Regions from separate parts of the Mus musculus genome. Here region 1 is linked to region 2. Evidence: chromatin loops called from intact Hi-C (ENCODE). Cell type or tissue: left cerebral cortex. All regions are shown on one strand. Each heading gives the region's core, and the rest is flanking DNA. Links, peaks and the distances in the headings are about the cores only.

The links. Hi-C counts contacts between places; a loop is a spot of excess contacts. Peaks named below come from ENCODE experiments on the same cell type or tissue, not always from the same donor. Only the 100,000 strongest peaks of a DNase experiment are listed, where the experiment ranks them.
Region 1: it touches region 2 in a loop (2.3-fold over the local background); 5 of 42 quality-filtered maps call a loop at or near these places.

Annotation. Positions count from the first base shown.
Region 1 is chr6:59,413,473-59,426,573 of GRCm38, forward strand. Gprin3 (GPRIN family member 3) reads right to left here and starts at 12,834. Exons shown (of 2, transcript NM_183183.3): 1 at 12,688-12,834. In left cerebral cortex, for the core only: no CTCF peak of the experiment used is centred there; DNase peaks (open chromatin) are centred at 4,508, 5,353, 5,857 and 8,944.
Region 2 is chr6:59,243,072-59,256,172 of GRCm38, forward strand. No RefSeq gene overlaps it. Among named protein-coding and RNA genes, the nearest start is that of Tigd2, 41 kb to the left of the region's middle. In left cerebral cortex, for the core only: CTCF peaks have their summits at 6,808 (motif pointing right), 7,941 and 8,150; a DNase peak (open chromatin) is centred at 6,810.

The sequences.
Region 1 (13,101 bases), core at 2,196-10,195, 170 kb after region 2:
CGTGTGTTTTCTGATGGTCTTAGGTGAGCCCTGTGAAAGGGTTGTTCAACCCCCATAGGTTGGAAAATGCTGCCTAGACATGAAAGTGCCAGAGGCATCTCCTTACAAAGCCACCTATAAATGAATGAAAGCAAGCTTGCTGGTGAGCAGAAGGGTGTAGGTAAGAAGGGTTTATATTGGAAAAAGTGTCAAGGTCACCTTAAGGTCAGGAAAAAAACCATGAAGGACTGGGGGGGGGGTGAAGAAAACAGGCATTGGAGCTAAGATCCCCTGTAGGAACTGAATGGACACCGGATTGTGAGGCTCACACTGCAGCTTCCTGGGCCATTTCCACATTTCTGTCCAATTTACATTGACCTTCTCTTATGTGATTCTTATCTAAATCAATTTTCTCGGATATTTTTATTAAGTAGGCATTAGGTGCTCACCTGTTTAAATAGATCAGCCTCCACATAAGGAATATTACCTGTGAAATCACTGCTCTGTCCTTCCAGCTACATATTTTTTTCTTGGATATTTTCTTTATTTACATTTCAAATGTTTTCCCCTTTCCAGGTCTCTCCTTCAGAAACCCTCTATCCCAGTCCCCCCCCTCCCCCCCCCCTCCACTCAACCACTCTCATCCTCCCTCCCTGGCATTCCCCTACACTGAGGCATAGAACACCCTCAGGCCTGAGGGTCTCTCCTCCCACTAATGTCCAACAAGGCCATCTTCTGTCACATATGTGGCCAGTGCCATCGGTCACTCCATGTGTATTCTTTGGTTGGTGGTCCCGTCCCCGGGAGCTCCGGGGAGTCTTGCCTGTTGACACTGTTGCTCCCTCTATTGGGCTGTAAACCCCCTCAGCTCCCTCAGTCCCTTCTCCATCTCCTTCACCAGGGACCACCAAGCTCAGTCCAATAGTTACCAGCCACATATTTTTAAAAGAGATACTCCTATTTTCATAACTGTTAAACTAAGAAGTATATTTATGCCAACTAAGTTTATGTCACAGGTCACTCTGGAAGCCTCCAGACACAGCAGCGCAGAGTCCTGTGCCACCACTTTTGCAACAGACAAGGTTTTAACAGTGGTGGATGACTGACCACCAGAGGGTGAGGAGCAGGACAAGACCACCCCGGAAGAGAATTCCTTCAATTTCTTATTTACTGAGAAAATATCAATGACATTTAAAACTTGTTTTGACCTTACTACTGCATCAGAACAATAGCTTGGGCTCAGTGAAGTAGCTCGCTGAATGTGTCAGGCCCTAATAATTCAGGGTTCGATAATGAGTGCCACCAAGAGCAATAATGAATACTTCAGTGTTTGCCTGGCCTTGGAGTTTAAAGACTGTCTCCAGTGTCCTGTGTAAAAACAAATTCAGTTTTCAGTTTTATGTAGAATAGTAGGCTACAAGCTATCGTAGGGCATTGCTTAATGTTTCTGAGTAATGATCATCTAAGATTCAAACATCAACCTTGGAAACACCAGTTCTATAAATAGTTCCTAAGTCCAAAGTCCACAGCAAGTTCAACAGTGACATAGGCCTGGCTTTTCTTGCTGTTCATGCAGTTGTTCACGTGCTTGCGCACATGTGTGCACTGCCTGTGCACGTGATTTGAGAGCATGCACTTAGTTTTGCTTTTGAGAAACAAAGAAATGCTGTTTACCGAACATATGTGTTACCTGGATATTCTGATAAAGTCATGTTTGCAGGTTTTATTGCCTATACAATGATTTGTAGACGTAAAGGGCTCTTCCTTAAACTTAACCACTCACTCAAAGATATGTCTTATGACTATTTCAGAAGTTCTCCTATTTATTTTTAAAGTGACATGAAAAGAAACCCAACTTGAAAGAAATTTGTTTATGAAATCTGGCTTAGTCCTTCTTATTGATAATTTCTGAGGGACAGTGTGGAATGGCATTGGGAAGCACATAGCTTGGTGGCTGCATTACTGAATGTATAGAGCTTCCTTCAGTAGTTTGTGGAACCTCTTTCCTCATTTTGAAATTCAAGCTTTCCTGAGAAATGGGTCCAGCAGGGTAAGTACCACTGACAGCGAATCTGAAAACATTTTGAGGGTTGTATGAGATGCAGTCTGTTATCTCACTCATATTTTAATAAGTAGATGGTTGGGCCTCAGTGGGAAATGATATGCCTAGGCCTGCTGGGACCAGATGTCCCAGGGTAGGGTGGTACACAAGGAGGGGGGGTGCTCCCCTTTCTCTGAGAAGAAGGGAAGGAGCAATGAGGAGAGGAGTTTGTTAGCCTGGGACTGGGAAGAGAGGAGGGAAGGGGGCCTTGACAGGGGTTGTAATGAATTAAAAAAAAAACCAAAAAACAAACAAACAAACAAACAAACAAACAAACAAAAAACCCAGGAATATACTGGAGTTCTCCTCTTGCCTGAAGCCAACACTGTAGAGTTCCTGCAAGGTTCTTTTCACCTCCTGCTCCCTCTTCACTCCCCCTCACATCTGCCCCACAGGACTAGTTGCTCTTTTACTACAGACTGGCATCCTGCCCTTTAACCTCCTCTCCTGCCCTTTAACCTCCTCTCCATAAGGCCAGGGCACTTCCCTCCTAGTTTAGGTTCAAAACAAAGAGTCGCCCTGGGAAAGTACCGGAAGCCAGAGGCATGTATTGTTACTTCATTTACCTGCGTGTGGCCTTGCAGAAGAGGCCCACAGAAGAGGATGAATAGCACCAGTGGGGTGGGGTGGGGGTTGGGGATGGAAGTGGATACAAGAGGAACTGGGACATTAAAGAGCAGCAATGGAAAACTGGATATCTCCAGCATTCTGGTAGGGGAGCCCCAGTAATGGGGTCCTAGGGTAGAGATTATCCCCAAGTCTTAAGCAACTATCCAAACCAATGGTCTCTAAGCACTGTTTAACAATTAAGTATCACCAGCTAGTCTAGCAATGGTTTTTCAGAATAATGACACTTCTCTCTCTGTTATATTATTTATGTTATATTATTATAGCATCTTGATAATGAAATGAATTCTGTAATAATGTCATTCTTGCTTCTCTTACTTGTAGTTATTTCCTTGAAGTTTCACCAAGGCTGTGACAAATTCACACCAGAGAGATTTCCTGTGCAATAGCTAGCCATCAGCAGAAACTGCAAGGTTTTTCTTGCATCTGCTTCATTGCTCAGTTTGCCCTGTTTCTTGACTGCTAGTTTTTTAGTTTGACCTACCAGGGAAGAAAGGAACCTGGATGAGCCCAACATGCAGTCAAACTGAAGATGCGCAGAAGCTAACCTTAATTACTGGTGCCTGCAGGAAGGAAGACATATGTGGGACAGAGGAGGGATGCTTGTTGTCAGGCTACAAGAGGAATTCCCAAGCCCTTGGTCAGGAAAATGGCCCATTATAACTTTGGCAAATCATAGTTACCAGTAGAAGTATTCCAGGAGTCTGGGGCTTATTTAAATGACTAGTTCTGTCAACTATGGATCCCTAGCAGACAGTGCAGGCTTAGTGCTTTGACCAATGACTAAAGAAATGCACTTCCTCCAATCAGTGTCTTCCCCAGCCACATTTTAAAAGCCAGCTCCAGAATAATTCCAGCAATACTTTTCATTAGTATATAAAGCAGAAGAACATGACACATCCCTATTTCATTCCTTACATTTTAACCCCAGAAGCCCTCCACTCAGAAACCACAAAAGCCACAGTGGCAGTCTTTTAATCAGCCATCATTGAAGTTTCAAATATTAAAAGAATCACTTGGCAGTCTAAAATATTACTTTTTGTATTAATTATTATTAAGAAAAAGATAACCATCTCTGAAGAATTTTGTCATTCATTATTGCCTCCTTGTTATCGTTACATCTCAGAGAGCATGGCACCTTCATCTGCACACTTCTTATGACACAAGAAAATGGTACTTCTCCAGAGAGTGCAGAGTGGATATAGTATTGTGCTCTCTATTCTCTTAAAATGATTCTGTTCTCAACACTGTCTTTTTGGCATGAAGTTGCCTATGCACCAACACTTTTAGGATTAATAATTAGATGAGAAGATGTTTTTAGAAGTAAGGTAGGAGGCCTGGTGTGGGGGAGGCTTGCAAAGTGTTCATGAGGACGGAAAGTTGAGAAAAGATGAGAGCCTGTCAGACCTATCGAGGCAGCTTTTGCTACTTAAAGATTGGCCTCTGATTAGCATCCTGTTGTTTCAAAGAGGTACATTTTAGTCAGGAGAGTGCCTAAAGAGAACAAAGCCCTGGGTTTGATTCCCATCACCACAGAACATGGTAATGTATACATTTCCCCCAACATTCTGCATGTAGAGACAGGAGGGTCAGAAGTTCAAGGTCATCTCCAACCACACAACCAGAGAGCAGCCTGAGATACAGGAAACCCTTTCTTAAAAACAAACAAACAGAATAAGCAGAGGGGCATTTGTCTTTCTGTGCAACACAGACTCATCAATTTTGACAAAAGTCACCTCATCTTTAGGCATATCAGTAGCACAATTCTGCCATCCAGTGTCAACTGTGTTAGTGATGAGCTTTGGAGAAGGGTTGTATGCACAACCCACATATCATCTTAGAGAGCATATCTCAGCCTTCATGACCCAGACAGGAACTGGGATATGTGTCCATGCTACTCTTGAGAATTTAACTCAAACACCCCTACTCAAAAGACTAGGACTTGCTCTGGGCTTTCAGAAGGTTATGCAAATATGCCATATAAACATATGATACATTTAAAATTATGTAAAGCAATTCAAGATAAAATCTGAGCCTTGGCTCTTTTCAGAAGAAAAAAAGATAAATTACTGTAAAAACTGATAATGATTTCAATTTTAAGACAGTTAAAATAAAGCAAGCAAGCCACCACATGAAAAAAGAAAACTCTGCTACTAATAGACTAGGTCAACTCAATTTGCATTCATTAAGCTTTTATATAATCTACATATTTTGAAAATGGAAACTTTTAAGCTTACCAATTCCTGGGAATTAGCTGTATGCAGGATAATTATCTTTCTGCTCTGTTGAGACCTGGAATTTAGAGTCCTATGGCACCCTAGGAATATCCAGTACAGTCCTAAGACCTGTACCTCTGAGTTCTGAGTGAATTTCAGAATAAAGCAGAAGGGTTAAATACAAGGAAACATCAAGGTCAGAAGGACAGCAGACAGAAGTGGAGACTGTAATAAAGTGACAGCATATGCAACTGTCTTGTGCCAGCCCAGACACTGTGGGCCAGTATTTCATGTTTTTATAATAGATGTCATCCTTGATGAAACACAAATATCTTGACGGTGGGCAATGATGCTTTTGCTGGGTTGCAGACTTGTGGGTTTCAGTTTCTAAGTGCCCAAGCCTGAGACCCACGCAGTGAAGATCTCTGGGATGCTTTCTTCTGTTCTGAGAATCTGACTAGAAATCATGGGCAGGTGGTGGGGATTGCAAAGTCTTTTGACACTCCTACTCAGAGCTCAGCAACTATCCCCCTACCTGTCAGATGTCTCTTCTCTGACTGCTTTCAGACAATGTTTAACATGAACATAAAACCAGCATCTAACTATTTATTTTGATTATCATTTTTAAGGAGAAATAATTTATAGAAGAGTTTTCTGAAGGGCAAGCTCAAATAATGATACACTAAGCATATGTTGAAACATTCATACTATGGATTCAATTATGTCATATCCAGTGCTGAAGAATCAAGGAGGGTTTATGGAAATAGCCGAGCATCAACTTATGATTGTATGCAGTGAGAAACTGACTTGGAGGTAATGAGCATTTATATATAAAAGCCGCACCTCAAAGACAAAACCAAATTTGAATGAAGCAGATCTCACAATAAACAGCACGAGCATTTCTGAACAATTTATACAAGCTTATCATGGGAAAGCACATTCTTATCACAGACTAACACAGATTGAGAACAACAAGAAATGTTTGTTTTATTCAGTATCTCTCTTCTACAGGGCCACAATTCAGAATGAAAATCTGGAATCAATGCCAAATTCTGCAGCGTGGAGAATTTGCATAGTGTATTCACTAAGAGCAGGGTATGGGCAGAGCTGGTTACACTTCAGAAATCAGTGGGCCACGAGTACTGAAACAAACATGCTCAGATTATGTAGAAAATAGAGTTAACACAAGTATTCTACTCCTTTAAGGATTGCATTTAATCTAAGTTGCACACACTATAATAAACTTCCCATTGACACAATATGACTTCTTAACATTTAGACTATTTATAATCAATAACCCTGAAAAATAATAAAGAATTATCAATATCTTGTGCATCACAAACTAGATTTCCTCCCACTTTGATGTTTTGTTTGCAATTTATGCTTAAAATATATTCTCGTAATCTTTCATAAAATTGTTAAATGCAAATGTGAATTTTGAAGGAGGATTGGAGCTCTGATAGCTGCTACTCAATCAACAACATCAGGTCCAAGAAATACCTGTGGCTTAGTCTTCTTCTGCTGTCTTTGAAATGGTTTTCTTGGTTCTGAAAGTGTCATGCCTGTGAATCCTGATTACAACAAACTTCCTAGCAGTAGCAAGCATGAAATGCATCCTCTTTAGGATCTAGAAATTAAGCATTTCAAATGGAACCCCTTCTGCTCAAGATTATCCAGCTGGTCTCCACAATTTTATTGACATCTCAGATTATAATGGCCGAGATGGTCTGAAGTCCACACAGCTGGGTCCACACATTGGCCTTAGTGAGTATAGTATACAGATTCTCGCCACTGCAAAATTCAGCATTTCCTTCCAAGTTTTCATTGTGAATTGTAGCTCAGTAGGAAACAGATACTGAATAAAACACAGAGATATTTTTCACTGTTCATCTTCCATTTTACTTTATGGTAAGAAACTTGTAACTTAAACTCCCCCTCAATTTTAAAGGAAAACTAAATAATTAGTCTTTTCTCCTGCCTCCAAGGATCCAAGGAGGGGACTCTAACAGCAAGCAGCCACACTCATCTTCCCCTGCTCCTCGCCCCAATGGCCATCCTCACCCTGTGCCTGGGCTCTAACTTCACAGAGACTCCTCTGCAACTTTATAATTCTCCAAAATCTTTTGGAAAATACACATACACAAACACATACACGTATACTTATACGCAGATTTCTAAGCTCCACCTCTGAATTTGGTATTAGAAACCACGAGGTCATTTCATTTAGTCCTCTTGCCATGGGTCAGTTATTACTGTCTATAATTAATGGTCTGAGCTTAAGTTCTGATGAGTTTCAAGATAAGGGAATTTAATTACAAGCTTGAACACTGGAGTGCTACCACTGTGTTGCTAGCTCCAACATATGCCCAATGAAAAAGTTGTGAGTGGTTTTCTCACTGGGATTCAGCACACTAAGTCATGTAAACTGTAAGGTTATATATGCATTTCCTCATGGATTTCAAGAATGCCTTTTCAAGTCCAATGCAGCCTTCAATATTATCATCCTAAACCTGACTTGAGTGCTAAAGCATCAGATTACTACTAATCTAAACATTCTATTGTAGGAAAGAAGGATGAGCATGCTGTCCAGGATGGAATAAGAAAACACCTAAGTTCTTATATTTGACTCCAAGTCAAAGAATTCATGCTGCTGAGTCTGTGTCCTGGCATTGTTGTTCTGAATAAAGACAAAGACGTAGCTTCATTCAGAAGGGCTCAATATCACAGCATGTTTTTATTCCAGAGCAGAAACAGCAAGAGCTTGGAGAAATTCAAAGAGTTTTCAGAGGCTCAAAACCTTTCTCTTCTTACTTTTCTACCCACATAAGCAGTAGGCCACCTACAGCAGAACATGCAGGTGCTAATTGCCTTTTTAATTATTAATCTTTATTGCACTACATTGACTAATTGATTGATTGATTGAGTGACTGGTTGAGTATGTGGGAGAGGCAGGGTGCACTCCCTGGAGGTTCCCTTTTAGTCCTAGGGGTGGCCTTTTCAGTGATACAGCTTTGTTGCACCTCAAAGTGTGTAAAAGCCTGTGTGTGGATCTCTTACTTCAACCGCTGTATCTTGCAAACTAGAAGCCTCTCTATCACCTAAAGCACTAACACTCAGACTACTCAGGACATGGGCAACAGGAAGTACACACTTACACACCATGGTTCATTATGTACATACACGCAAACAGACCATTTAAAAGTTCCCTGGGCAGCATCTATTCTTGTGAAATAAAACTCAGATCACTAGGCTCAGCAGCAAGGGCTTTTATCCACTGAGCCATTTTGCCAAACCAAGAAGTTCACACAAACGTATTTAAACATTGCACTAAGATGACAGTGAAAACACAAAACAACCAAAGGAAAGAAAATATGGCGTATGCTGTGCTCCCATTTGGTGCTTGTGGCTGCTTAGTGATGGTGCCCAGCCTGGGATTCTGCTCCTGATGGGTGCTCCCTTTTTGAACTTGTGACAATCACCTTATCACCCCCTGCCCCTCTGTTCCAATGACTGGAGCTGTGTTCTGAGAAGTGAGTCATGCTACACTGTGGTACATCTTGTCAATAGTCAGTAGTTCAGTTATCATATTCAACTGAGTCCAGGTCCAACAAGAAAATGATGGCAACAAGAAGAAAATGTCAGAAAAGGACAGGTTCATGTGGTCATGGCCATTCTCACTAGATTTTCTTAAAGTACAAGTATTAAGAAAATAAATTTTAGAAATAAAATAATTAACAACATAAAATGCTGTCTATATAGAACTAGCAAATAAGAGAGCAGTTATAGGGAGGAGAGGAGGAATGGCAAGCTGTAGGGCAAATGATACACACTTGAAGACCTAAGACCTGTAGGAAGAACAAGTTTAAAGATCTTGGGTACCGCTTGAAGGCTGCCGTTAATAGCAACATGCGGTATTCCAGAGTTTTGCTACATTACTGAGTGTTGCTGTTGCTAGGCAGGGTGGCTTGGGGATGCAGAGTAGGGGGTGAGAAGTGGGCAGCTGGGGCTTGATTCATGAGTGGATGGTTTCTTTGTAGTAAATATCTATTTTCTACATGTTTACTTACCACCCTTGTCTCACCGCCCACTCAATCCAACCACCACTCATGACCTGACTCAAGCTCTGTTTCCTTGCTTTAGCTTCTCAGTTGAAATCCACACCAAGCGCTATGCCCTCTGGATTTCTGTTGACTTATTTGGTTAGTTCTAGGGGTGGCCTTTTCAGTGACACAGCTTTGCTGCTCAGCAGAGGGTGTAAAAGCCTGTGTGTGGATCTCTTACTTCAACCGCTGTATCTTGCAAACTAGAAGCCTCTCTATCACCTAAAGCACTAACACTCAGACTACTCAGGACATGGGCAACAGGAAGTACACACTTACACACCATGGTTCATTATGTACATACACGCAAACAGACCATTTAAAAGTTCCCTGGGCAGCATCTATTCTTGTATGCTATTTTGCTCACTCATATATTCAGCAATCAAAACACTGACCACATTCACTAAACTGATTCCATAGTCATTTGGTATCTGAAATTTGAAATATCTAAGTCTAGAAGGTCACTTATGACTATGGGGTTGATAACAACTGTTTCTTTCACTTAAAAGTTATTGAAAACTTTCATGTGTCCCTTGGGTTCTCTTTGGCCCATTTCCTAGAGTTAATTGTTATTTGTTGGTGACATTTGCCATTTAGAGTCATTTGAGATATATAAGTACTTTGTGTAGGCACTAATATCCATACTTTATCCCTAAGTTCTGTTATCATAAAAAATAAGATGGCAAGCTGGGTGTGATAATACATACCATATAATTACTGAACTTGAGTGGCTGAGGCAGGGGGATTGTAAGTTTAAGGGAAGCCTGTGCCACAGAGCAAGACCCTGTCTCAAAGCAAATGAGTAAAGAGTTAAGAAATACAGGTTAAAAATAAAACCAGGGCCAGGCAGTGCTGGCTCATGCCTTTAATCCCAGCACTTGGGTGGCAGAGGTAGGCAGATTTCTGAGTTCGAGGCCAGCCTGGTCTACAGAGTGAGTTCCAGGACAGCCAGAGCTACACAGGGAAACCCGTCTCAGAAAATCAAAAAATAAAATAAAATAAAATAAAATAAAATAAATAAAACCAGGAAAGATTTCCTGAATTTCTTAGTCATTTCTATAAACTCAATCTTCCCTCCTTCAGTTACTTCACAGCATGCAGAGCAGCCATGGACACTGGGGATGAAGCAGCTGAGGCACAGGAAGTCATGACTTATCTCAAAGGCCCTTCTGTCCTCTGAGCAGACAATTGCAAATTAAGCCAAAGATCATTTGTAGATCTTTGGAGGATATAATGTGGGTAAGCCAAATCAATCTAGAACAGCCCCAATATGAATAGATTCATTTTCTCTAAACAGAATGGCCTCCTGAAGGCTGAGGTAGAAGAAGCCTTTCTGGACAGAGCTTGGGGATAGACTCTGCTTCCTTCTCTCTCCCCATCTTTTACCTTTATGTGCTGACAGGATTGCCTTCCTGAGCCCCTGCTTACTTAAAGCCCTTTCAGCACCTCTTAACCAAGGCAGCAGCTCTCGTTGTTCTGGTTCCTGGGAAACTTGCCTTGTGCTTTCCTCAGCCTGGCTTCTGAAGCCTCTTCCCAAAGGACTTTGGCTGTCACCATCTGTCATGTCATTGCATGTTGTAAGCCTGGACTGTGTCTTATTTATTCTTGTATTTCACATCTGAGTGTCATGCCTTGTTCATTGAGATACATGTTGAATGGATGACTGAAGGAGCCCATAAAGGAGAGAGCACACCAGCCCTGGAGATCCCCAGTGCAACTGTGGAGAAAAGTGTGCCCTCTGTGTCAGAAGCCATTATTTTGTCATTCTGTGACTCCATCCCTGGTAGTTATAGGCTTCCCTGTAAGTTGCAGATTTGTGACAAAACTCTAACAATGAAGGATAGCTCTGTCTAAATACATCTTTTCTGGTATATTTCAGGCATAATCAAGAAAATTTTAGAGGAACCAATAATTATGCTGGGAAAGTCTTTTGAGACAACCAATCACTGAAATTTTAGTGCATCCTGTTGGAAGCTCACTTCCTCTCCAACCACAGTTGACCTGATTCAGTTAGTTCCTCAGCCCTCTATCCTGTGAGGGTGCCATGTTGTGCCATGCCATGTCCACAACAGTACTTGGTGATTAGGTCTTGGCACATCACAGCAGATCCTCATTTGCTGTGTCTCCTTGAGTCCCTGGTATGTTTCTGGAACTCCTTTTAATGACTGAACATCCTGTCTGGTGATAGGAGTGATGATTGATACGTTGTTTTCCTGTTTACAATCAATACAGTTGTTCCACTAAACACATGCACACACCCATGGGGCACACAGACTCGACCGAAACCAAACACATTCTCTGTGACTCTTTGTCAGAGAACATTATCTATGAATACTCTGTCCATTGGAGGAGAGCAATAGAGAAGACTTCTTTGCCCTGTGACTCATTATCTCTATTCCCACCACTGTTTCTCAGGGCAGGCCTATGGTGAACACCATGGGAAGAAAAGAATAGTTTATAACGAAAAAAATAGGCTCATTCAGGAGAGGTATGCTCAAAGCATTATCAAGGTAAAATATGCAGAAGTGCCAACAAGAGCAAACAAAAGCCCACGCAAGAGCTGTGTAAATATTTCATGAAGCTAAGCCTTAATCACTCTCTCTCCAAATCTTTCTGGTGGTGTAAACACTTCAGTTTCTTCCAGTCCTGTCATGACCCAGATTCCATGAAAAAAATATAAATAAATAAAATGAAAACATGGACCTACGGATCTCGAACAAAACTGTTGTGAAAACGGAAGGAAGGCAGCAAACACCTTCAGAAAGGTGGTTCCCAGCTGGATGGCTAGCTAAAGCTCCTTTCTTTCCCAACCCCTCTAGGCTTTTGCCTTTCCCCCACCTACTCAGCTGCTCTCACATCATCCCAACCTTGAACTGCCTACATGCAACCAGTGACCTCGCTTAACACCCCTTCAAAAGCCCTTGAACTCTGATGTGCCTAGGCTGCCTTTCCTCCACCTCAATCTACTTTCCAGTGTCTAAGACTCCTCTTTCCACTTCCCTGTTGCTGTGTACTAGAAGAACATGTCAGGCCTTTGTCATAATGTACCCGGAGACAGGTTTACCACTTCTACTTGCTACCATGATTGAATGTGGTTCCAAAGTTCACCTCTAGACACTGAACATGCTCTACAATGACTTCCCTTTATCATCCTCAGTCGACCTTCCTCGTCTCTCCCTTCCGACCTCATGAAGAAATATACATGCAAATGTATTAATAAATACACACACATACACACATATAATCGAGCATATTGAATACGACTAAGTTTTTACCTTACAGCAAATAATCATAGGAAAATAATAAAGAAGGCAATCACACACACACACCCTTCTTCGAGTATTCGTTGTGTGCATATCTTACTGATTAGGATTTCTAGCTCAGAAGCAGCAAGCGGCTTCTCTTTTTTTTCTTTTTACCTTTGGGTCAGAGCTTAAGGGAGTAATAACCTTGCAGAGATATACATCACCTGCAGGGCGCACAGCCCCTCCTGAGGAGCAGGGTGGCAGCAGCGGCTGGGGACCATAAGCAACAGGCAAAAGATCCACGAACAAATGTGGGACCTAATTCCTCCTTCACCAGCACAGGGACATTGCCAGGCTCCGGTCTCCAAGGCTGGCCACTGGGCCAGGTGGCCGCGGGGGCGGCTCCTTTCCGGGCTTACCTGCTCCGGTGGGGTGTCCCCCGCTGGGCCGCTGTCTGCGCGGTGCTGGGCTTCTAGTCGATTCCCAGCCCTGGCTCTGCCACACTGCTGCTGGGTGACTTGAGCAGTCCCCTGCAGCCAGGAGCCAGCTCTGCGCGATCAGGAACTGAGATTACTATGCCAAGAGCTGAGGCGGCGCTGCAGCGGGGCGGAGACCAGCAGCTTCTACGCTGGGCGGTGAGCCAGCAAGGAGGTGGAGTTCACGTGCGGGCAGATCCACGCCAGCTAGGCGCGCCCCTCCGCTGTGACCAGGCCCCAGTGGCTGAGTCCCGCCTGCACCCAGACAGGCAGCAGCCTCCCTGCGAGCTCCTACCCAGCCAGCCCTCGAGGCCCACAGCTCAGGGAGCCTAGCGCCCTGGGGGAGCTTAGGGGACT
Region 2 (13,101 bases), core at 2,384-10,383:
TCTCCTGGGCATATACCCAGAAGATGTTCCAACTGGTAATAAGCACACATGCTCCACTACGTTCATACCAGCCTTATTTATAATAGCCAGAAGCTGGAAAGAATCCAGATGTCCCTCAACAGAGGAATGGATATAGAAAATATGGTACATTTACACCATGGAGTACTACTCAGCTATTAAAAACAATGAATTTATGAAATTCTTAGACAAATGGATGTATCTGGAGGATATCATCCTGAGTGAGGTAACCCAATCACAAAAGAACTCACTTGATATGCACTCACCGATAAATGGATATTAGCCCAGAAACTTAGAATACCCAAGATACAATTTGCAAAACACAAGAAAATCAAGAAGAAAGAAGACTAATGTGTGGATACTTCATTCCTTCTTAGAATAGGGAACAGAATACCCGGGGAAGGAGTTACAGAGAAAAAGATTGGGGCTGAGACAAAAGGATGGACCATCCAGAGACTGTCCCATCTGGGGATCCATCCCATAATCAGCCACCAAACGCAGACACTATTGCATATGCCAGCAAGATTTTGCTGAAAGGACCCTGATATAGCTGTCTCTTGTGAGGCTATGCCAGTGTATGGCAAATACAGAAGTGGATGCTCACAGTCATCTATTGGATGGAACACAGGGCCCCCAATGGAGGAGCTAGAGAAAGTATCCAAGGATCTGAAGGGTTCTGCAGTCTTATAGGTGGAACAACAATATGAACTAACCAGTACCCAAAGATTTCGTGTCTCTAGCTGCATATGTAGCAGAAGATGGCCCATTTGGCCATCATTGGGAAAAGAGGCCCCTTGGTCTTGCAAACTTTATATGCCCCAGTACAAGAGAATGCCAGGGCCAAGAAGTAGGAGTGAGTGAGTAGGGGAGTAGGGTGGGGGGAGGGTATAGGGGACTTTCGGGATAGCCTTTGAAATGTAAATGAAGAAAATATCTAATAAAAATTGAAAAAATAATAGATCAGAAAACTAAAAAACAAACAAAAAAGAAATCAGTATATAGATCCCTCAAAAAGCTAAACTAAATGTGAGCCAACTATACCACTTCTCATCATATGTCCAAAGGACTTAACATTCTACTACACAGATACTTACTCAGCATGTTAATTGCCACTTTTTTCATAATCATTAGGAAATGGAATCAACCTACAAGCTCTTCAGTTGATGAATGCATAATGAAAGTTTGGTGAATGTACATAATAAACAGTATCCAGATGTAAAGTAAAATAAAACCATTTGATTTGTAGGTCAATGGATGGACTTAGAAAATATTTTATTGAGTGAGGTAACCCAGACCCAGAAAGACAAACATTGTGTGTTTCTCATTTATGGTTTCTAGCTCCAAATTTCATATATAACCTAGAATAAGCAGAAACCAGAGAAGTAAAAAGGGATTGTGGCAGGGATAGGTGATAGGAATAGAGAAAAGGACTAGCAAGATAGCAGTGATATGAAAGGGAAATGGGAAAAAAAATGCGAAGGGAACTGTGATTGGGGAGGGAGGTAAGGAGGGACAAAACCCACAAAATTTGGTTGAAAAGCCATCAGAAATCATATTATTTCATATCTACCTAAAATTATGCATATATAAATGTATGTTTATATGTACATATACACATATATATGTGTATATATGTATATGTGTATGTCATAATCTATGAACAAATATCTGACACGTGAAATAATTCACTCAAGTTATTGGTAAGGGGCATCCAAAAAACTACCCAAACAATGATATACTGTTATATTGTGTGTGTGTGTAAAATACTGTTATTCCACAATTATTTCTCTCAGCCATTGAAAGTATAACCCTAATGCTAGAGACACTGCACAGGACAAAGTTTGAGCTGGATCTAATCTGAAAGCGTTCTTTATTATTCTATTTTTCATAGAACCAGAAGGTGCTATTTAAGCTGCCACCCTCAGTTCTTTCTAAGCACAATAGAACGTATAATTTCCAGGAACTCTGCAAACAATAGCACAAGAGAAAGTGAGATATGAAAGAGATGATGGATTTAGTTGATTGTGACTAATATATCTCACTTCTGTAAAGTTTAAAAAAAATCATAAAGATACAAATTACTGTTGAGTCCCTTCAGAAAGTGTCACAGATAATGGGGTATGTTGCAGCTTATGTTTTCTAGCGGCGTGATCATTGGACCACTGGCCATACTGGCTAGCTGTGATATTCAGCACTCATTTATTTCCATTTTTATTTTTTTACTTTCAGTTTCTTTATTAAACTAATAGAATTTATCTTAAAATATACAACTCAGTATTGACAATTTTAAGTCATCAAAATAATTTATAATAGTTAAATGCCTCTTAATATACATAATATCTTCAGAGGCTAAAAGTAATATGCACTTAACCAGTTTTTAAAATCTATCTGGAACGTTAAACACGATAGAAGTAGGAAAAAAAAATCTCCTATGAAGTCCTCTATGAAAAGAAATTGTGACAGGTTCCTGATAAGACAGAAACTGTTCCATCTCCAAAGGAGAGCACACACCATAATTGTGACTTCATAGAGTGAATTGGGTAGTGTTCCTTCTGTCTTTGTTTTGTGGAATAGTTTGAAGAGTGTTGATATTAGGTCTTCTTTGAAGGTCTGATAGGATTCTGCACTAAACCCACCTGGTCTTGGGCTTATTTTGCTTGAGAGACTTTTAATGACTGCTTCTATTTCTTTAGGGATTATAGGACTGTTTTATGGTTTATCTGATCCTGATTTAACTTTGGTATTTGGTATCTGTCTAGAAAATTGTCCATTTTATCCAGATTTTCCAGTATAGGCTTTTGTAGTGGGATCTTCTTCAGTTTCTGTTGTTATATCTCCATTTTCATTTCTGATTTTGTTAATTTGGATACTGTCTCTGTGTACTCTTGTTTTTCTGGCTAAAAGTATATCTATCTCATTGATTTTCTCAAAGAACCAGCTCCTGGTTTGGTTGATTCTTTGTATTGTTCTTTTTGTTTCTGCTTGTTTGATTTCAGCCCTGAGTTTGATTATTTATTGGGATGTATTTGCTTTCTTTCGTTCTAGAGCTTTCAGGTGTGCTATTAAGCTGGTAGTCTATGCTCTCTCCAGATTCTTTTTGGAGGCACTCTGAGCTGAGTTTTCCTTTTAGCACAGCTTTCATTGTGTCCCATAAGTTTGCATATGTTGTGCCTTCATTTTAATTAAAATTTAAAAAGTCTTTAATTTCTTTATTTCTTCCTTGACCAAGTTATCATTGAGTAGGGTGTAGTTCAACTTCCATGTGTATGTGAGCTTTCTGTTGTTTTTGTTACTATTGAAGACCAACCTTAGTCTGTAGTAATCTAACAGGATGCGTGGGATTATTTCAATCTTCTTGTATCTGTTGTGGACTGTTTTGTGACCAATTTTATGGTCAAGTTAGGAGAAGGTACAATGAGGTGCTAAGAATCTTCTGCTTTAGGAAAAAATGTCTATTGATACCTATTTGTCTTAGTTAGTGTTTTACTGAACAGACACCATGACCAAGGCAAGTCTTATAAAAAACAACATTTAATTGGAGCTGGCTCACAGGTTCAGAGGTTTAGTCTATTATCATCAAGGTGGGAGCATGGCAGCATCCAGGCAGGCATGGCACAAACATGTCTATTAATAAAATCGTTCTATTTCTTCATTCAAAGGCTTCTAATGGAAGACTGACTTCCAGGCAACTAGGGTGAGGGTCTTAAGCCCACACCCACAGTGACACACCTACTCCAACCAGGTCACACCTATTCCAACAAGGACACACCTCCAAATGGTGCCATTTCCTGGTCCAAAAATATACAAACCATCACACTGTTGAATCCATTTGGTTTATAACTTGTTAGTTTCACTGTGTCTCTGTCTAGTTTGTGTTTCCATGATCTGTCTATTGATGAATGTGGGGTGGTGAAGTCTCCCACTATTATTGTGTGAGGTGCAATGTGTGCTCTGAGCTTTAGTAAAGTTTCTTTTATGAATGTGGGTGCCCTTGCATTTGGAGCATAGATGTTCAGAATTGAGAGTTATCCTTGATAGATTTTTACCTTTTATGAGTATGGAGTGTTCTTCTTTATACTTTCTGATAACTTTTGATTTGAAGTTGATTTTATTTGTTATTCGAATAGCTACTTCAGCTTGCTTCTTGGGACCATTTGCTAGGAAAATTGTTTTCTGGCCCTTTACTCTGAGATAGTGTCTGACTTTGACACTGAGGTGAATTTCCTGTATGCAGCAGAATTCTGGGTCCTTTTTACATATTCAGTCTGTTAGTCTATGTACTTTTATTGAGAATTGAGTCCATTGATGTTAAGAGATATTAAGGTATAGTGATTGTTACTTCCTGTTATTTTTGATGTTATTTTTATGTTTGTGTGGCTATCTTCTTTTGAGTTTGTTGAAAGATTACTTTCTTGCTTTTTTCAATGGTGTAGTTTCCCTTGTGTTGGTGTTTTCTATCTATTATTCTTTGTAGACCTGGATTTGTGGAAAGACATTGTGTAAATTTAGTCATGGAATATATTGTTTTCTCCATCTATGGTAATTGAGAATTTTGCTGGGTATAGTAGCCTGGGCTGGCATTTGTGTTCTCATAGGGTTTGTATCACATCTGCCTAGGATCTTATAGCTTTCACAGTCTCTAGTGAGAAGTCTAGTGTAATTCTGATAGGTTTGCCTTTATATGTTACTTGACCTTTTTCCCTTACTGTTTTTAATATTTTTTCTTTGTTTAGTGCATTTGGTGTTTTGACTATTATGTGATGGTAGGAATTTCTTTTCAGGTCCAATCAATGGGCCAGAAGTTCTGTTGTTTCTTTCATATTTCTGAGCATCCCTTTCTTTAGGTTAGGGATGTTTTCTTCTATAATTTTGTTGAAGATATTTACTGGCTTGTTAAGTTGGGACTCTTCACTCTTTTCTATACCTATTATCCTTAGGTTTGGTTTTCTCATTGTGTTCTGGATTTTCTGGATGTTTTGGGTTAGGAGCTGTTTGCAATTTGCATTTTGTTTGATTATTGTGTCAATGTTTTCCATGGTATCTTCTGCACCTGAGATATTCTATCTTCTATCTTTTGTACTCTGTTGGTGATGCTTGCATCTATGACTCCTGATCTCTTTCCTAGATTTTTAATCTCCAGGTTTATCTCCCTTTGTGATTTCTTTATTGTTTCTATTTCCATTTTTAGATCCTGGATGGTTTTGTTCAATTCCTTCACCTCTTTGGTTGTGTTTTCCTGTAGTTTTCTAAGGGACTTTTATGTTTCCTCTTTAAGAGTTTCTACCTGTTTACATGTGTTCTCCTGTATTTCTCTAAGGGAGTTATTTATGTCCCTCTTAAAGCCCTCTATCATCATCATGAGATGTGATTTTTACCTCAGAGTCTTGCTTTTCTGGTGTGTTGGGGTAATGAGGGTTCACTTTGGTGGAAAAACTGGGTTCTGATGATGCCAAGTAGCCTTGGTTTCTGTTGCTTATGTTCTTTCCCATGCCTCTTACCATCTGGTTATCTGTGGTGTTAGGTACTCATGTTGTTTCTGACTGTCTGCAAACCTTTTTGTCAGATCTCCTGGAGACCAGTTCTCTCTGGGAGGAATTTGGGTATGGAGGGCTGTGACACAGGACCAGCTCCCAGTACAGATGGAAAATGAATGAATCCTCTCCCAGGCTGCACCTCGGTTCCTATGTCCTGAGGGCTCTGGGTGGGTCCCTTTAAGCAGAAGTAGTGGTCTGACCTGTGCTCACAGGCATGTCTGAGTTTCTTGGAGGTCAGCTCTCTTCTTGTGCTATTTGGGTATGGTGCGCTGTGGCACAGGAATAGCTCTGGGTGCAGATGGAAACCAGAATTCAGATGGAAACCGAAAGGCATTCATTTAAGAAATATGTACTGAAGTAAAAATGAAGTTAGGTGGAAGAAGGAGCAAGGGAGAAAGAAGAAAAATGAAGGTTTAAAGAAATATAGAAAACAATAAAAAGAAAAAAAAACAAAATTAGGAAGAGAGGAAATGCAGCCATGATCGTTCAAATAAGTCTTGAACTAGAATTCACACTTTAGTCGGTTAACTAGGAAATCAAAGAAAGCCACAAAAATTTGATACCTCTATACACAGTAATTCATCGTTACAAAAATATTAGAAATATCCATTATCTCCACTATCATGATCATTTCTCTATGATTATCATTTATGAGAGTAAAATAACTGCTTTGTTATTTCTATATTGCTTCAGCTTCATGAGGCTTTAGTTCTGTAAGTTTTGATGATAATTGTTTCATGTTGGATAATCAAATATGCCATAGGGTTATCAAATGGTTAACTTGGAGTCTATATATCCTGCAGTTTTATGCATAGAATTCATGCAGCGTATGAATTTAGAAAGGAAACAGTGGCAATATTTCTCTGCTAACTCCTGTCTGAAATTTAGCCTTCCCTCTGTTTGAGAGGATGAGCAACATGTGACCATGTTATCACCTCCTTATGCATTCCATTATCATCATACATTCTGCAGATTCCTCAACATCAGCTACTTACCAGCTTGTCTAAATCCATAGTGGACTTGACACTGGTTCTAGATTTTGTTATCTTTATGTTGAAACATATTCAACAAATAGTAACTATATTTTATTCCGTGTACTTAAAACACTCTTATGAAAATGTTTTCAAAAAGTTCCATGGGCACAAAAAAGATTAAGAAATTGTTATTTGCAAGTACCGGATGTCTCCTTTGATTGCAGATTTTCTCTGGTCTAGACATATATAGAAGAAAAATAGTGGTGCTTACAAGCATCATCAGCAGGTGGCAGCACACAACTGACAAATTTTTCAACATCAAATTCCTTGCCTGAGTTAATATATGTTTTCAGAAAGTAGATTTTGGTCATTTAGTCTTCTAACTGATGTTCTATGCTCTCTTTTATATAATATATGATACCACAAAATGCCTCCCTATTTGATAAAGATCTTTCTCAGCCTGAGACACAAAATGAAATTAAAAAATGTCCCAGCGTTTCCTAAATATATTTTAAAAATTACCCATAAGTCAGAAACGTGAAGAAAAAAAAGAAGAAAAGAAAAGAAAAGAGAAAAAGAAAAAGAAAAAGAAAAAGAAAGAGAAAGAGAAAAAGAAAAAGTAAAAGTAAAAGTAAAAGGAAAAGGAAAAGAAAAAGGAAAAGAAAAAAGATAAAACTTCTTAACTAAAACTCCAGGTACTAATTCAACTATATTTTCACTGTGTACTTGATGGTTAACTTCTGAACTGTATAAAACTATTCTCCAATCTTATTTATAATCACAGGCTAAACTAATTAAGCTTTGTAGTATTTTAATTTACATTTTTTGAGATTTCCATATGAGTACCTTTGTAGTCACCCTTCCCTCTTCCTCTTTCCAACTCTTCCTATGTCACACACTCCCTCTCAAATTCATTACCTCTTTTTAATTATGTTACACACTGTGTGTGTGTGTGTGTGTGTGTGTGTGTGTGTGTGTGTGTGTGTGTGTTAGGATTGATCACATAGTATTGGATAACCTATCAATGGGTTTATTCCTGGAGAAAGTTGATTCTCTCATCAGCCACTGATTTGCCTTCAGCTCTTCATAGAGAGATGTGGCCTTGTGACACTCCCTTCCCCTCAACATTTGCATGTCAAGTGGCATTGTCATTATGCAATCACATTGTGGAGATTTCAGGGGTGCAGTTTCCTTGTCCCATCTAGAAGGCACTGTCCTATAGCAGAATACCTGATCCTCCAGGACTTGCAGTTCTTTCTGTCCCCTTTTTGGTTTTCATTGCAGATGGGGCTGGGTACCCTATCAAAAATTGTTTGTTTGTTTTCTTTTTTCTTTTTCTTTTTTGCATTTAGATTAGTTGTTAATTTTTGCAATGGTCTCCATCTGCTGCCAAAAGAAGCCTCTTTGGTAGGGAGTGGGAACTACACTTTTTTATGGGTATAAAGATAGGTATTTAAAATAGAGTTAGCAATTATAATGTTTTTAAAAAATGGCAGGCTGCCAGGTGTAGTAGTACATGCCTTTCACCGCAGAACTTAGAGGTGAAGATGTGCAGATTTCTGTAAGTTCAAGGCCAGCCTGGTTTACATAGTGAGTTTCAGGCCAGGGTTACATAGTGAGATCTTGTCCTCAAAAACTTTAAAGAAGAAAGAACAGTAAAACATTTTCCTCCTGGGCCTATGACTTTTCCAGCTAGGTGCATAGTCCCAGGCATGAGTCACCCATTAAGGGAGACTTAACTCTACTTAGACACTGTTAGTTACTTCCAGGATAAAAGTACTCTGATTGCACCACTGAGGATATCTCACCAGGCTGCTCATTATTGTGTTCTGTAGGTTTAACGGGTGTGTAGGACCACCGACTGATTTCTCTCTCCTTGTAGCTAGCACAGTATCTTCCAATACTAAAAGGAATTAGTCTTCAATGAGAAGGCTTCAAAGTCAGGCCAAGATTGACTTCTAAGTATGAGGAATAGGCTCTTATCTTCAACTTCTGGGAGACAACTAAAGGCAATGGCAATAGTTTATAGTATTTTGAAAGTCTTTTTCAAGCCTAAACAGCAACTGAAAGGGAAATTTCCCATGCCTCACACTGGAAATTTTGTCTTCTTTTTATTTATATGAGTACACTGTAGCTGTCTTCAGACACACCAGAAGAGTGCATTGGATCCCATTACAGATGGTTTTGAGCTACCATGTGGTTGCTGAGAATTGAACTCAGGACCTCTGGAAGAACAGTCAGTGCTCTTAACTGCTGAGCCATCTCTCCAGTCCATGGAAATTTTTTTTTAGTCTGTATCTTGGGAGAGCATTATCACCTAGTGTAGCATATTATCTATCTATCTATCTATCTATCTGTCTGTCTATCTATCTATCTATCTATCTATCTATCTATCTATCTATCTATCTATCAATCTAGTCTATCTAGCAATATAGATGTAGTTCATATATACACAAATTATATGTAAATATATAAATAAGTTACATACAATACATAATAAATAATAGAATCATTTGTATATATAAACTATTTATATCTATATTGGCCTCTTTTGTATGAATTATTATTGCACACACATATATGGAATGTGTATGTATATATATATCTATCTATATAAATATACACACACACACACACACACACACACACACACACACACACACATATATATATTCCTACGTATAAGCTGTTGAATCCATATAATACTACCTGTTTGGGTAGTCATGTTGTGTCTGGTTTATGGGTATAGCTTCTAATATTACTAGGAGACACAATCTTATAGCAAACACCCTGATATTCTGTTTCATACGATATTTCTGTCTCCTCTTTTGCAGGAGTATTATAGATGAATATAAATAGTTTTAGTAAGCTTATAAAATGACATTTTCCTATGGCTTTAATAACATTCTAGTGTTATCTATATTTTCTTCCTCCCTCTCCTGATTGGTTCCTCTTCCCTCTCCCCATTCGTTTCCTTTCCCCATGTTTTCCTTCATAGAACCTAGTTCCCAATATCCTTCTCCCTAGAGAGCCATCCTTCTCTAAACCCCAACCCCTAGTGCATCTTTTCTACTTTCCTGGCTTTGGGGTTATTTCAGGTCAGGTGCTCACATCTAAATATTTGAAGCTAGAATCTATACGTGAGAGTGTTTGTGACATTTGTTTTTCTGAGTCTGGGTTGTTTCACTCAGTATAACATTTTCTAGTTCCTCATTTAGCTGCAAATTTTATTATTTAAATTTCCTTTACAACTAAATAATATTATACATTGTCTGTATACCATTTTTTTATTATCCCTCATCAATTGAAGTATATTGTTTCCATTTCCTAACTATTTTGAACAGAATCATAGTGAACATGGCTAAGAACAGTATAGCTGGATCACCTGGTAGATGTACTTACAGCTTTTTCAGAATCTTCACGCTGAAGTCCAGAGTGTGTGCATGAACAGTGGATGAGGGTTCAATCCATTTCCCATATCTCTTCCAGAATTTCTTGTCAACTCTTTCGTTGGTCATAGCCAGTATGATTGGTAAGATGAAATCTCAAGATAGTTTTAATTTTCATTTCTGTAATTGCTAAGGATGTTGAATTTGTTATATATATAAATATAAATGGAACCTCATAAAATTAAAGCTCTTCTGTACAGTAACAGAATAATCAATATATATATGCTGTTTTTATTTCTGTTTTGGGAGCTCTCTATTCAGATCTATGGCCCATTTTTAAATTGGGTCATCTGTTTTCTTGATTTTTTGTTTTATGTTTTTAGTTCTTTGTATAATCTACATATTAACTTTCTATAAGGTATATTTTTTTCAAAGATTTCTCTCACCCTGTGGACTTTTTTTTTTACTCAATTGATTATTCTGTTACTGTACAGAAGAGTTTTAATTTTATGAGGTTCCATTTATTAGATGTGGGATTTCTGATCAAATGAAAACTGGTTCAGAAAGTCTGTTCCTACACTGCTTAAGTTTTCTTTAACCAGTTTCAGCATTTCAGATTTCATATTGAGTTCTTTGATCCGTTTGTAATTGTTGTTTATGAAGGGTGGTTTGGGACTAACTTCATTCTCCTGTACGTGGACCTTCAGTTTTCCCAGCATCATTTATTGGAAATGCTGTCTTTCATTGTTTACTTTTGACACTTTGTCAAGTATCAAACAGCTATGTTACATGCTCTCATGTTTGGATCTTCTGCTTTGTTCCAATGCTCTAAATGTCTGGTTTTGTGTCAGTACCATGCTGTTCTTATTACTATAGTTCTGTAGGATAGCTTGAGACTTGGTATAGGAATCCTTGCATATTGCTATTTTTTGTTCTGGATCACTTTGCCTGTCTAGGTTCTTTTGTGGTTCCCTATGAAATTTAGCATGAATATATTTTGACTGTGGAGTTAGGCCATAAACTGCTACTATGTAAACTCCGTAAAAAGTATGATGGAAGATGTTGATTGTTCTCTCTCTCTCTCTCTCTCTCTCTCTCTCTCTCCCTCTCCTGATTGTATTCTTATTTCTACTTTATCTTTTAATAATTATAACTGCATTTGTTTTCTTTCTGTGGTCTCATGACCTTGCATCAGCCTCTCTTCAGTCTGAATTGTTGCTTGTAGAATTATATGTAGGACAGATTTGGTGGTTTTCTTTTTTCTTTCTTTAATCATGTAACATAGTTATGCTGGGTACAGTAATCTAGATTAACATCTGGGGTACTTCAGAACTTGGGGTGCATTGCTCCAGGTTCTTCCAGCTGTCTATGTATCCTTGAGGAGTCAGCTGTTACTCAGACAGGTTTTCTTTGTATGTGACTGTGACTCTCCTCTTGCAGCATTCAATACTCTCTCTAGGTTGGTCATTTTTGTTTTTTAACCTGTGATGTGATATAGGGATTTTCTTTTCTAGTCCTGCATATTTGGTGTTTTGTGTGCTTCTTGTAACTTTATAAAAATGTCTTCTGTTACTTTGGGGAACTTTTGTTCTTTGATCTAGGCCATTAGCCTAGGATTTGTCTTCTTATACACCTATAATTCATAGATCTGGTCTTAGTGTTCCAAAATTACTGAGTACCCCTTTCATGTGTTTTAAATATTTTATTTTTTATTTTTTATTTGATATTTTCTTTATTTACTTTTCAAATATTATCCCCTTTCCTGGTTTCCCTCCAAAAATCCCCTATCCCCTCCCTCCTTCCCATGCTCACCAACACACCCACTCCTGCTTCCTGGCTAAATATTTTCTTATGCTTGAGTATGTGTCTTATTCCCCTACTTCATCTTCAAGTCCTGAAACTGTTTTCCAACTTGATTATTTCTATACTTGTAGGGCTTTTCCTTGAGTTTATTAATTAGGTTATTAAGTTTTTAATCCAATATTTACTTCAGCTCCAGTTTTTCAGAATTTCTATTTCGTTATCGAATTCAGCTTTCAAATACTTGGTTTTTACTCTGGAGTATATTCTGATTCTCTGCAAATTCACTTAGGTTTTCCTTTTTTTCATGTTTGTGTCCTCCTTAATCTTTATGAAATTTTGACTGTGTTTATAAAGTTTCTTTTAAATTATGTGTCTTGGGTTTCCTTTAGGTAATTTTCTTTGGAACATGTAGGACTAGTTGGTTTAGGAGGAGACATATCATTCCAGCCTTTCATTGTTTGTGATTTTGAAATTTGATCTGTGCCTATTGTTTCTTTGAGTGCCAGTTTCTCTCTGTCATGTTATTTCTGAGATGAGGCTCTAGCTTGCTTTCATTGAGTGGGAGTTTGCTGCTGTTGCTTCTCCTCCTCCTCCTTCCTCCTCTTCCTCTGCCTCCTCCTCTTCTTCCTCTTTTTCTTCTTATTTTTTGCTGTTGCCCAAATTTTGTTGATTTCAGATTAGATACAAGAGTTGATAGATTAATCCTTCTGATGCTTATTGTTTCTTTTTTAATTATAGGGATGAGGGTGATTCCAATTCATTGCTAACCAAGAAACTATGCAAATATGCCTCCTGGCTGGGTCTGCATAGCTGATGCTATTGAAGCTAGCCCTGATAGTATCATGTATTGAATATAGCCCTGAGAGTAATGCTGGGTGTAGAAAACCATCCATAGTTGGTAATTTTTTAATTTAGAAGATGGTCACAGTTGACAGGATGTTCTTTGTATAATTGATTGCAATCTAGCTCTACCTTTTTGTTTGTCTCATGAAAAAGAAGAGATGTTTCTGCATCTCGAGTCTGATCTATTTCTAGTATTTTCTTTGCTTAGTAAAATATGAGATGTGCCATGTTTAGGATTCAGATGCTCGCCCTTCCCTTCCTTCTTTCCTTCCTTCCTTCCTTCCTTCCTTCCTTCCTTCCTTCCTTTCCTTCCTTCCTTCCTTCCTTCACTGCTTCTAAGCCCAGCCACTGCCATGCTCTTACTTGCTCCTTCTGAGAGAATATTCCTGAATTAATCTTCAGTAGTTTGGTCAGAGACAGAAGATGGGTGGAATCTTGGCATGGCCATATCCACTGGAAACAGCACAAGTCATGAAGCCAGCACAGCTGCTTGACACAGTTCCAGCAATGCTGAGCCAAATGCTGTGATCGCTGTCATTC